Regions from separate parts of the Homo sapiens genome. Here region 2 is linked to region 1. The links are chromatin loops, found by intact Hi-C in ENCODE. Cell type or tissue: endothelial cell of umbilical vein. All regions are shown on one strand. Links, peaks and the distances in the headings refer to the core of each region. The heading gives the core; the rest is flanking DNA.

Evidence for each region. A loop is a pair of places that touch in the nucleus more often than their neighbours do. Peaks named below come from ENCODE experiments on the same cell type or tissue, not always from the same donor. Only the 100,000 strongest peaks of a DNase experiment are listed, where the experiment ranks them.
Region 2: it touches region 1 in a loop (7-fold over the local background); 1 of 110 quality-filtered maps calls a loop at or near these places.

What each region holds. Positions count from the first base shown.
Region 1 is chr6:154,658,076-154,665,799 of GRCh38, forward strand. No RefSeq gene overlaps it. Among named protein-coding and RNA genes, the nearest start is that of SCAF8, 71 kb to the right of the region's middle. In endothelial cell of umbilical vein, for the core only: a CTCF peak has its summit at 3,830; a DNase peak (open chromatin) is centred at 3,936; H3K27ac peaks cover 937 bases.
Region 2 is chr6:154,444,821-154,452,544 of GRCh38, forward strand. CNKSR3 (CNKSR family member 3) reads right to left here. Exons shown (of 13, transcript NM_173515.4): 2 at 5,275-5,438. Among named protein-coding and RNA genes, the nearest start is that of CNKSR3, 62 kb to the right of the region's middle. In endothelial cell of umbilical vein, for the core only: no CTCF peak of the experiment used is centred there; DNase peaks (open chromatin) are centred at 3,321, 3,781 and 3,951.

The sequences.
Region 1 (7,724 bases), core at 1,744-5,743:
CAGGAGATCGAGACCATCCTGGCTAACATGGTGAAACCTCGTCTCTACTAAAAATATAAAAAAAAAAAAAAATAGCTGGGCATGGTGGTGGGCGCCTGTAGTCCCAGCTACTAGGGAGGCTGAGGCAGGAGAATGGCGTGAACCCGGGAGGCGGAGCTTGCAGTGAGCTAAGATCATGCCATTGCACTCCAGCCTGGGGGACAGAGCGACACTCCGTCTCAAAAAAAAAAAAAAAAAAAAGAAATGTCTATTCAGGTCCTTTGCTCATTTTTCAGTCAGGTTATTTGTTTGTTGTTGTTGTTATTTTCCCTATTGAGTTGTAGGAGTCCTTTACATATTTTATATATTAACCTCATGTCAGATATATACCTTGAAAATATTATCGCTCATTCTGTAGGTTGCCTTTTCACTCTGCTCATTGTTTCCTTTGCTGTGCAGAAGAAGCTTTTCAGTTTGATGTAGTCCCACTTGTCTATTTTTACTTTTGTTGCCTGCACAAAACACATAAGTCTAATAAAATAGAAAATAAACATGTCTAGGTGGATGCTTCCTCAACAAGACACTGTCCAGCTCAACCAACAAGCCAAGATCAGCCTTCAGAGGAAAACACTAAAAGGATTTCTGCTGAAAACAGGAAAAAAGACAAGGTTGTCCTTTACCATCATTTTTTTTTTTTTTTTGAGATGGAGACTCACTCTATCGCCCAGGCTGGAGTCCAGTGGCCCGATCTCAGCCCACTGCAACCTTCCGCCTCCCGGGTTCAAGCGATTCTATTGCTTCAGCCTCCTGAGTAGCTGGGATTACCGGCACGCGCCACCATGCCTGGCTAATTTTTGGATTTTTAGTAGAGATGGGGTTTTACCAGGTTGGTCAAACTGGTCTCAAACTCCTGACCCTGTGATCCACCTGCCTCGGCCTCCCACAGTGCTGGGATTACAGGCGTGAGCCACCGCACCTGGCCGTACCACCGTTTTTATTTAGCGCAGTATTAGAGGCACTAGATAGTACAACTAGACAAGAGAAAAACATAATGGTTATAAAAATTTGAATGGCAGATATAAAAGTATCACTATTTGAAGATTAAATGATTCTTGGCCCATAAAACCCAAGTAAATTAACTAAAAAGTTATTTCAAATAAGAGAAGGCCATAGGGTTGATTAGATATAAAAATTAACATGCAGAAATCAAGTCTTTATTTATATAGGCAATAATCATTTAGAAGATGCAATAAAAAAGTTGTTTTACTTAAAATAAACAAAAATAAAACACTTAGGAATTAAAGATGAAATGTGTAACACCTATATGAAGAAAATCTTAAAACACTAAGATATTTGAAAACAGATTACAAATAGAAAGGCAGACTATGTTCGTGGGAAGGAAGATTAGAGAACACACACACACAATCATAATTCTCTACTAAAGAGGTTCAAGAGAAATTGACATGATTCTGCCAGTGCTGGAGACACTGAGACTTTAAAGTCCCTACCAACTAGCTGGACATGAATGGCAATAATAGAGTCAATGGGCCGGGCACGGTGGCTCACGCCCATAATCCTAACACTTTGGGAGGCTGAGGCAGGCAGATCACCTGAGGTTGGGAGTTCGAGACCAGCCTGACCAACATGGAGAAACCCCGTCTTTACTAAAAATACAAAATTAGCCGGGTGTGGTGACGCATGTCTGTAATCTCAGCTACTTGGGAGGCTGAGGCAGGAGAATTGCTTGAACCCAGGAGGCGGAGGTTCTGGTGAGCCGAGATGGCACCATTGCACTCCAGCCTGGGCAACAAGAGTAAAACTCCATCTCAAAGAAAAATAAAAAATAAAATAATAATAATAATAATAGTAATAGAGTGAAAGACATGCGCCCTCCATCCTATGGCTGCAGGGCCTCAGTCTGATGGAAGAATTGCAAAGCACAGGCCTCGACATCAGTCTGGCTGACTTTGTATGATAAAAAAGGAATGTACAACAGTCCCAGGGTCGATCTCTGCACCACCGGTAAATCCAGTAAAGTGAAAGGAATGTAGGGAGGAAAGATGGAGTCGTGGAAGCAAAGGAGATAAATTCTAATTCCAACATCTCACTTAGAAATTGTTGAGTTGACTTTTTCTCTGAGCCTCAGTTTCCTTATCTGTAAAACAAAGGTTAAAAATGCCTGCTGCTTACTTCACAGGGCTGTAGTGAGGATAAAAATTGAAATGTGAAGTTCTTTGGAACTTTAAAACTATTTATTATATTTATTATTATTATAGTTTATTATACAAACAAAAGCAACCCATGTTTACTTCATGTTTAATTGGATATTATTAATCATGAGGGCTTCCACTGTGCCTCCGCCTCCTAATACCCACCAATAAATCCTACTTCCTGTCCACTTAAAAAAATAAAAATAAACGTATTCCTCAGCTTTATTTCTTAAGGAACCTTAAGGAATAGACTTTCTCTGGAGCAAACCATTCCCAGCTTCTTAACCAACCACCAGCAGTGGTTTCAAGTAATTACCCAGAAATATTGGCTTCCATCCTCTTCTTCCTCTCTTATTGCCTCCTTCCCTACCTTGCAAAATGCAAAATTGTGTATAGAAACATGAGTGTGAAACATCTTGAAACCACTCATTTATATAAACTATATATGTTCTTGACTCCCCACTTGGGGAAGAGCTGCCTGGCCAGCACCAGAGTGTGACATGAGTGAGAAACGGATTTCAGTGTTTAATTGATTTCCACAACATAGTCTATCCAGTCCTGCCTCCTACTTGAGGCTTATAAGTGAAGTGGTGGTCAGAGAAAGGAATTACAGAGTTCAAGATCTTGTCAAGTATGACCACATCTATAGGTTGTTGATGTGGAATGGAGATAAAGAGAATTCTATGAGAAGTGGGAAGTTTTTTTAATAACTGAGGCCGTTATTAAAGGTCTATGCAACAAATTTCTAGATAAATGCCCATTCTCACATAAAGAGTAGATGGTTTGTTTTTGTTTTTTTGAGACAGGGTCTCACTTTGTCACCCAGGCTGGAGTGCAGTGGCATGACCTCCCAGGTTCAAGCAATCCTCCTGCCTCAGCCTCCCAAGTAGCTAGGACTACAGGCACATGCCACTATACTTAGCTAATTTTTTGTATATTTTGCAGAGACAGAGTTTCGCCATGTTTCGCCCAGGTTTGTCTCGAACTCCTGAGCTCAAGTGATCTGCCCACCTTGGCCTCCCAAAGTGCTAGGATTACAGGCATGAGCCACCGCGCCCAACCAAGAGCAGAGTTTAGATGTGGTACCCATGGAGACGCAGACTAACAATAGGTGAGTGGATACAGTTGTGACTCAGTATATAAAATCTTTTCTTTGGAAGGCTATTGATGACACCTCAGATGCCATGCTGAGAGCATGGCAAAACAATGAATGTGGCCGGGCGCGGTGGCTCACGCCTGTAATCCCAGCACTTTGGGAGGCCGAGGCGGGCGGATCACGAGGTCAGGAGATCGAGACCATCCTGGCTAACACAGTGAAACCCCATCTCTACTAAAAATTACAAAAAATTAGCCGGGTGTAGTGGCGGGCACCTGTAGTCCCAGCTACTCGGGAGGCTGAGGCAGGAGGATGGCATGAACCTGGGAGGCGGAGCTTGCAGTGAGCTGAGATCGCGCCACTGCACTCCAGCCTGGGTGACAAAGTGAGACTCCGTCTCAAAAAAAAAAAAAAAAAAAAGAATGTAAAATTCAGCCCACTCTTACCACACATAATACACTCAAGATTGGGTGAGCCTATCACGCCAAAGAATAAACGACATGCAACAGAAGTCTATGCTGCCCCTATCGCCCCCACATGGCTCAGAGAAAGCGTTAGCAATAAACACTTTTATTTATAATGAGGAACAGATGAAATATGGAAGGAAATGATGGCATGACTGGATTTCCTGAAAGGTACATTAACAAAGTAATAAAACACAAGATACCCTTATAAACAGCACTAGTAAGTTTTACATAAATGCCTCCCATGACCTTTTGTGCTTTTGAGCTATTTCAGTTACAGTAACATCAGAGAAGGTGGCCAAAACCATTTACTATAAATTCAAACATTTTCCTATTCATGTAAATCAATGCATAAAAATCAAAGCATACTTCATATTCATACATACTCAGAAATGCTACACACAGACACACACAGAGAAAAAAACATATATGCCCTTGTGATCTCATTTGTTTTATAAAATGTGATATTAAGAGTACCAGCAAATACATATAGTCTAGGGAAGGAAGGAGCAGACTTCATTAGGCAGTTAGGAAATGTAAATCCCCAAATTGTCATTCCTAAGCCATGCAAGTTGGAATAACTTCACCAAAATTTGTCCTAAATAATTAATAAGTCAAACATGTTTTTCCTTAAAAGCTGAGGATTGTGCAGTATTAAATAACCATTTTATTACTATTAAAATTCATGGACCCCTCTAGTATATTTAAAATTTTTAATCCTAAATTGTTTAACTCTTAGAAATAAGGGAAATAATATTATTCTATCCTGCATTCTCAAAAAAATTTTTCTTCATCTCACTTTGGTGACCTGATTGCTATCAAGGAAAGCAATTCCCTTTAACATTTTATTCCACTGCAAAAAGCTTTTCCTGTACTTTATCTTGAATATGTATCATGGTGTTGCCCCAATACCCATGTGGGAATTGCTGGCGGGCAAGACCTCTTTTCTAGAAAAGAGGAAGAGAATGAATGTTTTAGGAACTTGGGCCTTAATGAAGAAAACACATCAGAATAACATGAAAAGCCATTTCAAAATATAGGTGTTCCATGAAAGAGCCACATATGCAAAGCAAATCCCCATGCAGAAAGAGCCGAGAAACCAAAGAATGAGGCAACAAATTCAGTTTGTCATTATAGGCTGATTTTATTGGGGAATTTACAGACAGATGCATGGTCTTGGATGGCCGCAAGATAGGTAGATCTCTGCACTGTTACCCTCCAACCCAAGGGCTCTTGTACCATTGGGAAAAGGAATAATGTTTCAGAGGGAATGTGCAGGAATTTGTTTAAGAGCAGGATTTACAGTAAATATGAGTTCCTACCTAAGGGTAGGATTTATGCAAAGTACATGTTCTTCAACAAGAAACAATAGATAAACTGGAAATATCAGAAGCATTCCTAGAACAGGAGTTCATCAAAAGCAAACATGGCGGATCAGCTTCCAAGATGAAGTTACTTTGGCTTCGACAATAGGTCTGGGGCTCATCCCCCAAGATTCTAATTCCCTACAAATGTTATTGGTGGTCACGTGCTTATTTTTCACAATGGCTGTCAGAACACTAGGGGCTAGGTTTGCTCCCCCTCCCCGAGTCAGGTGTGTACGAGCAGTGGCCCAGCACATGGCTGGTATGCTAACATCACTCCTGGCTCGCCTTACCTTCCTTCCCATATTTTCCATTTGCCTATTTTCTTACTTATTTTCAGTTTATCTTGCTAAATTGGGTGCATCTTTAGAAGCAGCCTTGAATTCTTTTTTACAATGCGGAGAATAAGTCAATGAGTAAATAATAATGAGACAGGACAGATTTTTCAATAAGGGAATGTTCTATCCTTTCCAGGACCTTTTTCTCTCCCTGCAGAATCCCAGTGCTGTGCTATTCTCTCCTTACCTCATCAACCCTAGTCTCAAATCCATCTTTTACACTCAGAATAAAATTAAATCAATGTGTTACCATTCTGAGAGATATTTGCCTTTTCTCTAATAGCAAAATAAGATGTACTACTTCTTAAAACAAGTTCAGATATCAAGGAAGCAGGCAAAAGTAGAGGAAGTAATCACAGACAACAGTCTTCCCAATACTGCAAAAATTATACCACTCATCTAGGATTATTTCTGCTTGGGACATTTTAAAGGAAAGTTGGATGGTTTCAATAACAATTTTAATTTACTTATTTTAAACTTGTTAAAAAATTTTTTAGCAATGGGGTCTTGCTGTGTCACCTAGGCTGGAGTGGAGTGCAGTGGCATCATCATAGTTCACTGCGGCCCCAAACTCCCAGGCTCAAGCGATTTTCCCACCTCAGCCTCCCGAGTAGCTGAGACTATAGGTGCGCATCACCATGCCTCTCTAATACTTTTTATTTTTTGTACAGATGGGGTCTCACTATGTTACCCAGGCTTGTCTCCAACTCCTAGGCTCAAGTGATCCTCCTGCCTCTGCCTCCAAAGTGCTGGGATTACAGGCATGCACCACCGTGCCCAGCCAATTTATTGCTCTGTTGATAGATTTCTATGAGTCATGTGAATAACCAAATTAATAAAGATGATGAAGAAAGGGATTACTGTGAGAAAATTGAAAGATGATTTGGAGAGAGATAAGTAGGCCCTGACTGGCATTTATGTAGAAGGGAGACAGAAGAGATCCAAAATGTTAATGGAGAAAAGGTTAAACAAGAATATTTTGACTATTGTTAGTCTAGACTGAGAGATTGAGGGTGAACTTTAAATCACAGGGCCATACACATAAAAGTGGGCGTTGCTATGGGAGTTGCTCTGCATTTTGGAGAGAATTTTGCCCTCTTTGTTTGGATTCCCCTGTGTGGACTCCGTATCAAGGCTGCTGTTAAGGGTCAAATTGTGTCTCCCCAAAAAGATATGTTGAAACTCTAACTTCCAGCACATACAAACATGGACTTATTTAGATTACAGATATAATCAAGTTAAAATGAGGTCCTACTGGATTGCGGGGCCCTACTCCAGTGTAAAAGGGGTTTCCTAGGGTTATTCAGTGCACAACCTGTACAGCAGAATGAGGCAGCCCTGGGAGGAATATTGCAAATGCTCAAGTGAGGTATTGTCGGCAGTATTTACTTATTTATTTATTTAAAGACAGAGTTTAGCTCCTGTCACCTAGGCTGGAGTGCAATGGCGCAATCTCGGCTCACTGCAGCCTCTGCCTCCCAGGTTCAAGTGATTCTCCTGCCTCAGCCTCCCAAGTAACTGGGATTACAGGCATGCACCACCACTCCTGGCTATTTTTTTTTTTTTTTTGTATTTTTTATTAGAGACAGGGTTTCGTCATGTTGGCGAGGCTGGTCTCGAACTCCTAGCCTCAGGTGATACACACCCCTCAGCCTCACAAAGTGCTGGGATTATAGACATGAGCCACCGTGCCTGGAGTTGGCAGTATTTAAAGGAAAGAAGCTGGGGTTCTTGTTTAAAAGAAAAGGATGACCCTTCCCGGAGAGAATATAAAATATGGATGGCTTAGTTTGTATCATTCAGGCCACTGACCTAAGATGACTGTTAATAATTATTTATGAGACATACACATATATTTGTACGTTTATACATATACCTAATAAATCTATATATGTGTAAATTCTTTTTCATAATGACTATCAGAACATTGGGAGCCAGGTTCTGATATATATTGATTGGATTATTCAATAAAATAAAATTGTTTTATGGTACAAACTTTTCTTGTGGTTAATTGTTTTCCTTTGTAGGTACATATTTTAGTTTATTGAAACTAGAGTTAAATTAACTTTTATAAGAGACAAGGGTGGAAGTGGAGATTTGGGAAAAGGCAAAAAAATAAATAAGAGAGAGAGATAACTTGCTATAAATAACCCTGCCAAGAAAGGAAATGAGATTTCAGAAATATGCTGCATGTGGTATAAAATCCAGGATTTTTTTTAAAAAGAGGGCATTGTTCACAGGAGTATTAAAGTGATCATTTTTTTATACTTCAA
Region 2 (7,724 bases), core at 1,783-5,782, 210 kb before region 1:
GGTCTCAATCTCCTGACCTCATGATCCGCCCACCTTGGCCTCCCAAAGTGCTGGGATTACAGGCATGAACCACTGCACCCGGCTGTGGAGAAACTTCTTTCAGCTGGCTTTGGCTATGTGGGCCAGAGAGAGGCAAGTCACGTGTCAAAATCAAGATACATAAAGCATAAATATACTCGGAAGTAGGTAAGAAACTTTTTTTTTTTTGCAAGATGAACAATGGTAAGTTAAAAACAACAACAAAAGGCTTTAACTTTAACAAAACAATTCTAATTTTAAATAGATTTTACTTGAAGTTTAAATTTATGTTACCTCCTAGTGAAACAAAAAATAATATTTAAAAAATTAGAAATTTTGAAAGAAGCAAAAATTAGCTGAAAATGTTCTCTTCCAAACTTTTGAAAAAAACTGAATTTCAAAATATAAATGAATATTCTATATTAGCAGTATTTTTCTATCTAAATGTGATATTCATTTTTTGTTATTTTCTAGAGACTAAAATATAATAATATTGTCCTTCAATAGAGAGACAAAAATAAGATGGATTTGCATCACAGCTTTTTAAATTCAAAGAATCAAAGACTCACAATTGAATGGATAAAGAGGCCACAAGACAGAGCTTGTTTTGAAGGACTTGTAACTATGATTAAAGGGAAAGGTCCCCTCATTCGGTCACTCAGCCTGCCAACTTACATGAAGAGTTTTGAACTAAAAGCAGGAAAGTCAGCTTTCAATAATCAATGTCACCATAAATTACTTGGAACTTTTATTACCATATACATAACGTTTACTTATTGAACTCAAAGAGGATTAAGAGCATTTTATTGTTGCAAGAAACTTTAAACCTCAATCTTCTAAAAACATACCACTTTTAATACTGAAATAAAGGGGTAGAGTGGCTTCTTATAACTGGTTCTCTTCATTTTCCACTCAGTTTGCTCTTTTTCTTCCCCAAAACAAATAATGGACCTAGAAAGATGAATAAATATAGCTAGAATAGAATTTTTAAAAGAAGGAAGGAGGAGAAGAAGAAAGGAAAGTTCCTTCCCTTCGACCCCATTCCACATTAAAGAGAGAACAAGAAACTGATTATAGTAGCTCTAAAGAACCTCTACTGTAGAAGCATAATCAGGAAAGGATTATTGACTTAAGTGCCCCATAAAGACCGAAAATAAATAATTTCTCAGACCAGATTAATTATTTTCACCAGTCTTTTCCCCAAAACTTGTCTCCTTCAGAAACTGCTTTGAGATAAAGCATCAAAAAGATACAAATTAAGTAACACAATGAGTTTCTGAAAATCTGTTCACCTACTAAAACCCTTCCACTGAGATCTCACTTCCTAGGGTTCACCATCCGGGATCCTTTCCTGATCTGGCTAGAGAAACCATACACTAAATGGGAGAAAAGGAAAGCAAAAAGTCTTAAAATTATACACATTTAGCTAAGGACACACCTTACACAACTTCTTCTCTACCATCTTCTCCATTCCTACTAGCTCTGTTCGTGATCTAACGTGTGATTAAGGTGTGCCAGAGACACAAAATCAAAGCCATCTTATTGACTTGGGTCAATTAAGAGACAACCTAAGAAATATAGTTCACAATTTTCCTAAGGCATTTTTAAATAAGCTCATAAGCAAGATCAAGTTAAATACAACTTGCCAGCAAAAATTCCTGTTCCTGCATTTCTTCTCATAAAAAAGATAACATGTTTAAATGATTTGCCTTGGGTGAATAATAAACAACAAATAATCTCAGAGGTATACCAGTGCGCATAAGCACTCTAGGCCCATAGATTCATGACAGGTACTTCATTTAACCCCAAGTCTAGGTAGCATCATTTAACACATGCATCAATTCCAACTCTGTTCATTTCTCAACCTCCTTCAACCTTCAAAACACAGCTGCCCATGCCTTGGTGTTCAGTAAACTAGGGCCTCACTGACTTGGCAAAGAACACAGGTTACAGTCATACTTATCTTTTTTTTTTTTTTTTTTTTGAGATGGTGTCTCACTCTGTCGCCCAGGCTGGAGCGCAGTGGCATGATCTCGGCTCACTGCAAGCTCCACCTCCTGGGTTCACGCCATTCTCCTGCCTCAGCCTCCCAAGTAGCTGGGACTACAGGCACCCGCTACCACACCCAGCTAATTTTTTGTATTTTTAGTAAAGACAGTGTTTCACCATGTTAGCCAGGATGGTCTCGATATCCTGACCTTGTGATCCGCCTGCCTCGGCCTCCCAAAGTGCTGAGATTACAGGCGTGATGGGATTACAGGTGTAAGCCATTGCACCCGGCCACAGTCATACTTATCCTTATTGGTTATTCTTACTGGTTATTCTCAATCACACCCTCTCGACCAGTACTGGCCAACAGAACTCTATGCACAGATGAAAATGTTCTTTATCTGTGCTGTCCAATATCGTAGCCACTAGCCACATGGAGCTTCTGAGTACTTGAAGTGTTGCTAGTACAACCGAGGAACTGAATTTTTTTTTTATTTTAGTTGATTTTCATTTAGACAGTCACATTGGGTAACAGCTATCCTACTGAAAAGAGCAGCTCTATAATCGGTCTCAGGTACCCTCTACCCAGAGAGAGGAAGAAAAATTGGGTACAGATTCTAATTCAATCTGGGAAAGTGGTCCTGGTCTCATCATATAATACAAATCACTCTCCTAAGCCACGACTGCCAGCCAAAGTCAATGTTCACAAAAGATGGTTTCTCTCATTGCTCTCTAACCATGACCAGCTAATTTGTGAGCCACTGCTCACCAGTTTTGGAATCTTCATTAATAGCTGTTTCCTATTTTAGGTTCCTGCCCATCTATCTGCCCCTCTCCTTACATTGATACTTTCCAGTGGTTTTGTTTCTCCCCTCCCCCTTCCTTACTTTTAATTATATTCATTTCCTGTCTATCATAAAATCAACATCCACTAAACTAAGTTTACATAGAAACCTCTTTTATAACACCAAGGCCAACTGCATTTACACATTAACTGCCCTGGAGATGTTCTGTTCAAAGCATCACCAATTTATATATCCAAAGATCTATATGCTATAAATGGATTAAAAAGACAGTATAATTAGTATATGAATTATAATAAGAATATTCAAAAAGGAGATTATATCCAGACTAAAGACATTTTAGTAAAACTCACTAAAATAATCCACACTCTTTTGTGAACCCCTAAGTGACCCCCCCTGTCCAATGTAGTCACTGGCACAGAGCAGGTCCAGAATGAGTCTGAGGTCAAAGCTTGGTCTACAAAGGAAATTAGAAGGAAATTGTAGGAGATAAAACACAGCTTTAGGTTCTGGCATTTGTCCAGCTTTGTTCATTTTAGCCTAATGCTCTAAGAGGTAGAGAAGAGGAAAAAGCAAAGAGAATGCCCAGAGGCAGCTGTTACGTTTATCATCCCACTTGATGCATGTGATGCGTCTCTAGCTGACCCTTCCTGCCTCTCTTACTTTGGATTTCCAAGTAAATTTACCTGTCCTCAAAGTATTACTGCAAAGTGAAAGAGACAATTTGCAAAACATCAAGCAGAAAAGACGGAAAAGCCATGTTCCCAGAAAGTATAATAAAAGTAAACTCAAACACGTTTGTACAAAAAAAAAAAAAAAAGAAAATACAGTTTCGGTAATAAACAGGATGCTTAGATGTCTGGGCAGTGCAAAACACACAATAGTACACAGCCACATCTAAGGTGAGCGTTACTGTACAGATGGGAAAAACAGACATCACCATTTCCCCAGAGGTCACAGAGGGAGTAGCATGTAGCAGAGCCAGGATTAGAATGCAAATTCCTGCTTCCCAGACCCGTGCTCAGACTACTTGGCCATAGCGTCTCCCAGGCGGCAGCTCATTTATCAACTACAAATAATTTCCCCATTACTTTCCTAAACAAGAGCAGCACATCTCAGAGCAGAAGACAAGGCTCTGTCCATTTTAAGAAGAAGAATACACACAATGCAGCAAGTGTTATATAATCAACAGTACGCAGACCAGCGACGGCAAAATCATCAGCAGCACATTCTTTCCCACCATTCTCAGTGATGTAATTGTATATACCCCTGGCTGGGGTTCAGGGCATTACTAACCCAGCCTGAATGCTGTCGAGTTTGTCCAAATCCTGACAGTTAAGTAAACTGCATCTTTAGCCTGGCACCGGGACAGGCAGACTTGAATCCCACCCACACTAACCAATTTATAAACAAAATGTCCTTACAGGTGTTTTTGGCCCACACCTAACGAAGCTACCCATGTGATTCTAGTGTCAGGACCCAGCAGGATTTTACTCATTCATGTTAAAGCCAAAACCCATCATCTACAAAATGTAATGAAGGCCACATTTTTTTCCCATTTTATAGGTCATGTCAAGTGCAAATATCAGTTATTTAAATATCACAAATATCTGTGAAACTCAACCGCTTTTTATAGTAACAAAATCAGACATGAAAATCAGAACCTATTTCTCACTTCAATTTAGAAGATGACATTTTCTTTTCTTTTTTGAGACAGGTTCTCACTCTGTCACCCAGGCTAGAGTGCAGTGGTGCGATCTCTGCTCACTGCAGCCTCCACCTCCCAGGCTCAGGTGATTCTCTGACCTCAGCCTCCTGAATATCTGCGACTATAGGTGCGTGCTAGCCACACCTGGCTAACTTTTGGTATTTCTAATAGAGACAGGGTTTTGCTACGTTGCCCAGGCTGGTCTCAAACTCCTGGACTCAAGCAATCCACCCGCCTCGGCCTCCCAGAGTGCTGGGATTATAGGCATGAGCCACTGCGCCTCGCCAGAAGGTGACATTTTCATTCAGGAGTATTTCCATCATTTTTTCCTTATAAAAGAAAATTAGACTAATACAGAGATTTTCTGAAAAAGACAAACTCTTTCTGTAAAGGACAAGTTAATAAATATTTTAGGCTTTGGGGGAACCATGTGGTCCCGTTACAACCACTCAATTCTGTCACTGTCGCAAGAAAGCAGTCACAAACACGTAAGTGAATGGACATGGTTGTGTTCCTATAAAACTTTATTTACAAAAATAGATAGTGGGCCAGATTTAACTCGCAGGCCATAGTTTGCCAACCTTTAATGTAGAAAATAACTTATTTTTCCCCTTCCTATAGTATCTTCAGCTCATGTTTTATTTTGATGGAGCATTAAGGAAAGAGTGATATGCTAAATCACAAACAATGACGGCTTAAGAGAGCAAGGCTCTAAAGAACGTCATCACGGTACAGACCGTCTTTTCCTGAACTAACCAGTGCACAGAGAAGGTCCACAGCCTCCAACACAAGCTCCTGGTGTCCAATCCGTGTGACCCCCAGCTCCTCCAGGTCCTGATGGGAAATCTGCAGCAGCTGCTCGCCGTTGATCTTCTCTCGTTCAAACTTGTGGACATATTGTTGCAGGCAGTCATCCAACCCTGCCAAAAACAATCAGAAGTCCCATTATTGCCATTTTGTTCCTTTACCCACCCCCTGCAAACTGCCCACATGTCACATCAATCTCAGCAATCAACAATTATGATGCCACTATCTGGTTATCTATGTGAGGCCTATTGCACCTGATGGGCACTTTTGCATGACATGTCAAACAGGTTTTCAAGGGCAGCTTAACATTCTCAAGTGATCCAACAGAATTTTATGATAGTTACCTTCTCATTCCCTGTAAACTAAAGGAATAAACACCAAACCCCTGTTGACTTAAAATGCTAATTATCTAGACCAGACATGCTGTCTGTTTGCTAAGCAACCCTTCTTTTGGGACATCATCCCTCCCATCCCACGTAATCCCAGGGAGCTTGCCAGTCAAGACGCCTTGCCACAGTGGGTGGCACATGGCCAGGTCTCCCGTAGTGCTCTATACACCAGCCAGTCACAGGTTTAGGGATGGACATGTGACTCAAGCAGAACCAATCAGAATCTTCCTTGATATTTGATATATGGACACAAGAACTGAGAAGCTCTTTCTTACTTTCCAATCAGAAGTCAAAAGATAAACCTTGGCAATGCTGGCAGTCATTTTTCTCATCAGTTTTCTGAGAATAAATCCATTTGAGAAAGAGAGAGAGAAAATGCCCCCAATAATATCCTATATGCCCCTGGATCTAACCTTGCTTAATAAAGATACTTCTAGCCCTAGAATATTTCACTTAAGTTTAAATAAGTTTTCTTTTTAGATTAAGCTTGTTTGTGTCGAATCTCTGTCCCTTGCAACTGAAAAAGTTCTTATAAATACAGACTATAAAGGAGACAGGTATCAGCAGTGGTACCACATAGAAAGGCATGGTAAATGGGTTCGCTTACGGGAATTTTTCCAGGTCAAACACTATGGCCAAAAGTGCCGTATTTTAATGCTTGTATATAATGACTAAAACGAGTAAGCCAAATAGAACTTGAGAATTCTTATTCCTGTACAGAGAACTTGTTTTAATAATTTTACTGGAATAACATTTTACCCTGAATCAATTGATCTATTGAAGCCTAATAATAAAAGTCACCTTAGTGTTTTAAAAGACTTAGTGATTTAAAAGTGTTTTAAAAGTTATATAAACTCAATCCTAACACAAAGAGTGAACACTCAATTTAACGGGAAAAGTATGTAGAAAGCATGCTGCTGCCCCTCCCCACCAAACGCGCACACACACACACGCACACACGCATACATGCACACACACGCGCACACTCGTGCACACACGCACACGCACAGATGCACACACACATTTATTTCATTTAATCCTCACAAAACCTGTGTCAGTGGGTATTTCTCTGAGCTAGAAAAGGCCCAGCACTTACTTTTTGTAATACTAAAGTCTATGGATATTATAATCTGATGTGTGAGGCTAAACTACATCTCTGCCCTGCAAATGTTCACCATTTGCCTCCTAATAAGATACAGGAAGAAGAGTAGTTTTCTGATAACCATTTGGGGCTATTAAATATAGGAAGAGGAAGTAATAAAAAAAACTATGGTAACCATTTGGAACCCAACTCATCCTCCCTGAAATGACATCTGTCTAGCCCAGGGGCTAGACATTACGCAGCAAGTGAGGCTGGGGATACTGATATAAACCCAGCTCCGCTCTGACAGCCTTGAGCTACAGGTGGCCTTCGTGGCACGCGAGTCAGGCAGGCAGTGGAGGCCAGGCAAGTCGACAGGTGTTGAGACCAACACCCTACCTGGGCTGCAAATGCAACCTCAGCACCAGGACACTCAGAGTCAATCGTCTGCGGGGGAGGCAGTATCTATCTGTAGCAGGCAACCATGACAAGGGACAAGATTGAAGGACAGCCTCCTAACTATTTTGTTGATGAAAGAATTAAGGCTCACGGAGGATACATAACCTGTCCACAGTCATACAGCTGGTCAGATGCCAAGAGAAGGGCTGATGCACCCATCATCAAGGGTCTGTTGGACACAGCCTCGCTCTTCTGCATTTTCTCGCAAACACGAGATTATAACCCAGGATTATAAAAATTCTTCTCCAACAACTTCTTAAATCAACAGTAAGGTCTAACAACAAGACAGTTATTAAAATAGAATTACAGAATCTTAGAGACACTTAAAAGGCATTTCAGATCTCACTGAGTACAAAAAATTGAGAAAGCACAGACAAAACAGAAATTACTGTGAAGTTTACCCAGAATCACTTAGCCAGTTCTAAGCCTGATCATGATTTTCTCTTCTCTCTTGGGACGCTGTCTTCCCT